Linked DNA regions of Homo sapiens: region 1 is linked to region 2. The links are chromatin contacts, found by Hi-C in ENCODE. All regions are on one chromosome and are shown on one strand. The core of a region is the stretch at or near the end of the contact, and the rest is flanking DNA. Distances in the headings are between cores, read along the strand shown. Region 1 has its middle 55 kb from the start of DNAJC6-AS1. Region 2 holds the start of USP1 (ubiquitin specific peptidase 1).

The links. A loop is a pair of places that touch in the nucleus more often than their neighbours do. Pooled maps may share reads with other maps.
Region 1: a map of naive thymus-derived CD4-positive, alpha-beta T cell shows a loop between it and region 2 (6-fold over the local background). The contact joins the enhancer-like site here to the promoter of USP1 in region 2. A Hi-C loop is called at or near these places in 2 of 168 maps with a recorded cell type or tissue (CD4-positive, alpha-beta T cell and naive thymus-derived CD4-positive, alpha-beta T cell) and 8 of 50 pooled maps.

Annotation. Positions count from the first base shown.
Region 1 is chr1:65,252,946-65,255,645 of GRCh38, forward strand. No RefSeq gene overlaps it. Among named protein-coding and RNA genes, the nearest start is that of DNAJC6-AS1, 55 kb to the right of the region's middle. RefSeq lists silencers at 1,145-1,644, 1,735-1,804. Within about 2 kb of position 1,431, at least 14 of the 41 ENCODE cell types and tissues checked have a DNase peak (open chromatin) inside an H3K27ac peak, as active enhancers do.
Region 2 is chr1:62,435,772-62,438,471 of GRCh38, forward strand. It overlaps USP1 (ubiquitin specific peptidase 1), which reads left to right and starts at 1,278. Exons shown (of 9, transcript NM_003368.5): 1 at 1,278-1,629. RefSeq lists enhancers at 1-512, 195-544, 513-1,280, 1,105-1,174 and a silencer at 1,875-1,934.

The DNA.
Region 1 (2,700 bases), core at 181-2,680, 2.8 Mb after region 2:
CTCCATAGCTTTTCTTCTTATTTTATGACATTGATACTTTTGAAGAATACAGCACTTCCCTGCTCCTTTTAATAGTGGATTCCTCATTTTGGGTTTATCTGATGTTTCCCCATGATTAGCTTCATGCTGTGCATGTTTGGCCAGAATACTCCATAGATGATGTGTCTTTCTCAGCATATCACATCTGCAGGCATTCGATTTTCACCTGTCTCCACTGGTGATTTTTTTTTTTTTTTTTTTTTTTTTTTTTTTAGATAACGTGACTCTGTCAGCCAGGCTGGAGTGCAGTGGCACCTTCTCGGCTCACTGCGGCCTCTAACTCGCTGGGCACAGGTGATTCTCCCACCTCAGCCTCCTGAGTAGCTGGGACTGAAGGTGTGTGCCACCATGCCTGGCTAATTTGTGTCTGTGTGTGTGTGTGTGTGTGTGTGTGTGTGTGTATGCATTTTTGGTAGAGACGGGTTTTTGCTTTGTTGTGCAGGCTGCTCTTGAACTCCTGGGCTCAAGTGATCCGACTGCCTCAGCCGCCTGAAGTGCTGGGACTACAGGCGTGAGACACCGTGTCCGATCTCCACTGGTGATTTTAATTTTGGTCACCGATAGAAGCTCTTGTCTGATATTATTTGGGCCTACAAAAATGGCAATTTCATAATTTGACCTAACATAAAACCTTTTTACTGAGGTTTTAGATATCTAACCTGTACTCTCTGACGCTCGGTTTCCCTATCTGTTGAGTTTGGAGATTGTTTCTGCCCCACGAGTATTACTGGAGGGGTTAAATAAGATGATGTATGTAAAATCTGCCACATAAAAAGCATTCTATAAATATTAGCTATTATTATTGCAGCCAGGTCGTGTTCAAGGGCATTGGTTTTGATCTTCCTCTCAGTCTCTCCCAATTCCAAGCAAAATCTCAACAGAGACCAGTGATGGCATGGGGATGGGGTGAGGGAGCCTCACTTCTGCCATCTCAGTTTCCTCATCTGGAAAATGGGAAACGCCTCCCACACCACGGGGTTGCAATGAGGTTTCATGAAATGTGTGTAAAAGTAACTGGACATAGAACAAGTTCTTAAAAAATCATGTGGGTGACTAGTAATCTCTTGTATTAGGAAAACAGGAATATCTGTCAGAACTAAAACCACGTTCTAACGTGATGTTTCATTTTGAGGCGGTAGCACGGTGTGAGTAAACATCGTCAGAGTCTAGGGCTCTGGAATTTCTTTAGCGCTGTGTGATTGTGGGCAGATGCCTTACCCTCTCGGAGTGTGGAGTGTATGGTTTGTAACAGGGAGATAAAACGGGTGAGAGCCCCCTAGGACTCCTGTGTTAATAAAGGGTGCTAACGGTGCCCCCCGAGTGAGCGGCGCGGGCCCGCGCGCACCCGCACGCCTCGGGCGCCAGGCGCCGCCGTGTGGGCGGAGCCGGGCAGCCTCCCCTGTCGGCGCCAGCCACGGCTCCCGGCCCCAAGCTCCGCCCCCGGCGCGCATCTCCCAGCAGCGGCCCGGCACCTGGCAGACGCGCGGCGGCGGCGGCGAGCGGTGGCGCTCGGCTCGGGCGACCGCGGCGGGGGAGGGCGCGGCGCACCGATGGGCGCCACTGAGAAGGGAGGCCAGAAGAGCCGGAAGCTGTTTTCCTTGCGGCGGCCGTGGAAGGCGACCCGGCGGCTGTGGAGGCCACGCTCAGCTCGCCAGGCGGCGCAGGGTGAGTGTGGGCGCGGCCGGTCGGGACCTGTTACCCTGAGGCAGGGGCGCAGCGGCGGCGGGGCCGTCCCCGGCGGTCTCTCGGGTCGCGTTCCCGGCCCTGGGAGCCTGGATGCCTAGGCGACGCCCGAACCCGACCCTCGGTCGCGGGTACCGGGACCGCTGGGGAAGCGCAGGGGCTGATGTCGGCACAGTCTCCTTTCCTCTAGCCCCTGCTCGTTGCTTTGGCTCTGGACACAGGGAAGCCACGGTGGCGCGGCGACACAGCCTCACTGAGGTTAGCTTGTCCCCGGCCCCCAGCACCTGGCCTGGCGCCTGCAATGCAGTGCCTACTGGGGGAATGAATCAGAACCCGAGGCTCCCTTCAAGGTCCTCCCGCCCTGTACCCACCTCCTCTCTACCTGCCTGCGGTGATTTCGAAGCTCTCGCCACGATAAACTATTTCCAAGCACACTCAGTCCTGTCCTCGCCAGGGCCTCAACTCACAGCCAATCACTGACTCACTCCATTCATTCATTCCACAATTTTTATCGAGCCCCTCCATCTGCCTTGGCCGGAGAACACGATGGGCAAAGCCCGGATCTTGGAACTACTTCTAGAGAGGAAGACAGACATTACACACGCAAAACAGAGAAAGCCCGGTACACATTGCTATGTGCGCTTAGAGGGAATCAGTCTGCTGACAGAGGAAAAAAGGCAGGTCCCCGAGCTTCCATGGCAGGCGGACTGGGAAGGCCTCTCCGAGGCATTGCAAGTCAGCGGAGACCCGAGGACTGACTAGGAGTTACTCTAGCGTGAAGCCGAGTAATAGAGAATAGCAAGTGGAAAGGTTCCCAGAGTGCCTGAATTGAGCAAGGGGAAAGAGAGGGATGCAGGGCCTGGATCGAGGTCTGGGCAGAACATGAAGAGGAGTTCGGATTTTATTCTACGTGAGCTGGGAAAACACTGAAGTGTGCTAAGCAGGGAAGTGACCTGATCTGGGGGCTCCCGGCTTTTC
Region 2 (2,700 bases), core at 28-2,527:
ATGCCTTTACATCCCTCGCGCCTTGAAAAATGCCTGGCACATAGTAGGCACCTTAAAAATACTTGATTAAATGGATTTGGGCTGAACGTATCCTGCTTAACTGCAGCACTTGAGCTGAGGTCACCTCACCAAAGCAGGCACACAAACACAAAAGGAAGCACACAACCAGATGAGGCCTGCCTGCCGCTCCTGAACCCTTTGGGAGGGCTCGCGCGGGAACCCTGGGAAGCTCCCGCGGCCGGAGCTGGGCCTGAAACTGTTCTTTCGTTTCCTCCTGCGGCCGAGAAAGGGAAGAGGTAAACAGGCGAAAATGAGGCGAGCAGGGGCTGAGGACCGGGCCTCAGCTCTACAGCATTCGCCTGAGCATGTATTGTTATCCGTGGCAGCGCCTTGTCTCATTGGATGGCCCTAGGCCTAGTGTGGCCGCGACTCCGAACTGAAAGCCCAAGCGCGGCGGCGTCCAGCCGGGCAGCCATTTTCCGAAGCTGCTCTCTTGGTAACCCCGCCCGGGCGCGTACGCACGAACGGAGGCGGGGCTTACCGCGAGGGCCTCGCTCCGGAAGCCGCACCCTCCGCGGCGTCCCACCGTCGAGGATTAACAAAACGCCAAACAAGATTTTAACAGTCGGCAGCGAAAGCGCGCACTCGAGCGCCAATGAGAGCGGAAGGAGGGGCACCGCGCCTGAGGAACACTCCGTATGTCGAACAATGATTGGCTGGAGCCCACCTTTCTTCTTTTTTGCTATTAGATGGGCTTGCTGCTCCCGCCCATCTAATTGGCTTTGGTCTAGGTACTTCTGATTGGCTTCCCCCGGGCGGTGGGAGGCGCGGTTTTGGGGATTGTTCATCATGGATTGGTGAATTTGGGCTCCTTCTCGAGGTGGTGGCCCATCCCGTCTGCTCTCTGTCCCGTCTCCCGACCCGTACGCTTTTCCCTCAACTCGCGCGCACGAATGGTTAAAAAAAGGGTGTGAGGCTCGAGCCCGCCAGCCAGGCCGCTAGCACCTCGCGCGCGCCCTCAGCGAGGACCCGCACGAGCTGCCCGGCTCTGTGCCTGCGTTGTTTGAAACTGTGGAACCCGTTAGGCTTTTGGGGAACTACAGTCCCAGCTGGCTCCGGAGCCCGTGCGTGCCAGGGGCGAGTGGCCGTCGCGAGACGGCTCCTGCCTTTCGTGTCTCTGCAGCGTGGAGACTGGAACCGGCAATTTCAAAGGACGCCACGTTCAATCGCAGCGCTGGCGCGGGCGGAGGCTAAAACACGGGGGTCCTGAGACTGAGGAAAACGCGCCAAGTTCCCCTCGGTGGCGGAGTGCTAAAGACCCTAGCGGTTCAGGCGTTCGGCGAGCGGGGCCGCTGCTTGTTGCGCTCCTGGCTCTCCCGGGGCGGGCGCAGATGGGCGCCGCTCCCGGGATGTAGTTGGTGTTGGTGCAAGACGGGAGCGAGCGGCGGTCGGGGTTCCCGCTCTTGGGAGCGGATGGTCACTCCCCCGCGGGGAGGGCGAGCCGACCAGATTTTCCTGGGGCCGGGGACCCGGCGGGCTCGGGGCAGGGACTCACCTGTCGCACCCACACTCATTCGGGTTGGACTTGCCGGCGTCACCGCCGCGGACTTCGCTTTGGGCCATGACCAGGTAAGGAGGGCCTGGGAGGAGGGGCCGGCTCCCGGGCGCGGGGGCAAGTTCGGCCGGCGCGGGAGAGGAGCTGCCGGGGAGACCCCGGGACCGTGTTGGCCTCGCACCCTGGTCGACCTGCCAGGGGGAGCCGTGTGTGCCTCGGGCGTGGCGCCTGTCTTGCCGCCGCCGGGACGCGAGAAGGCAGGTGCGGGCTGGGCGTAAATAGGCCAACTCCGCGGCGAGGGCGCCCGGCGCGGGGGTGTGGGCCGAGGACGCCGCCGCCAGCCTCCCCCGACCGGGCAGCCTGGTCGCTGCTCGTCCTTCCAGCTTTCTTTCCGTTCCCGAGAGCGGTGAAGGATGGGGAGAAAGAAACGTTTCCACGCAGGTTGCCCTGTGTCGGTAATTGCGAAATTTTACCGCGCATTTTCTTTCACTTACACTTTTTCAAGAAGTGTTTAGAACGCCGCGTGTCTTAAACCTTGGCGAAGATGTCCTTGTAGATTTTTGTTGAAAAATCGGAATCGAGTCGTGTCATCTTATAAAGAATTTAAAACTATTGGGACTGAGTGTTCACGCTGTCAACAGATAATGGTCGATTCGTCGTGCTTTCTGCGAAAGTTGATTTAGTTACAGGAGAAATATTTTGGATGTAACAGCCCCCCAGTTACAAGGAAAGCCAGGAGCAAGAAATAGCAAGGAAGATACTGCACCTGGCAAAATGTTACATTCTCGGTGTGAGCTTTGCTTTGAGGGGCTAGGAGGTTTGGTTTTTTGATTAAGCTGACGATCCGCTATTTCACCTGCCTAATCATTCTTCCCTTCTGTGTAGTCTGGTTACTCTGTCGGTTTGAGATCCAGTTTCTGTCATCCATTAAATTGGCTCTCGAGAAAAACCTTTTATCAGAATCATTAATGCTTGGCGATCCCTGAGAACTTAGCGCAGGTTGGTTTATCATTCAGAAGACAGCGCTTCCTCAGAAGCATTAGGTAGACAGGAGAGTAAGTGAAGTTGGAGACAGAATGGAGAGATGGATCAGCTTTCCAGTGCTTCCTGATTTGGGTCTCAGAAATGGTTTCAGTGTGCTGAGT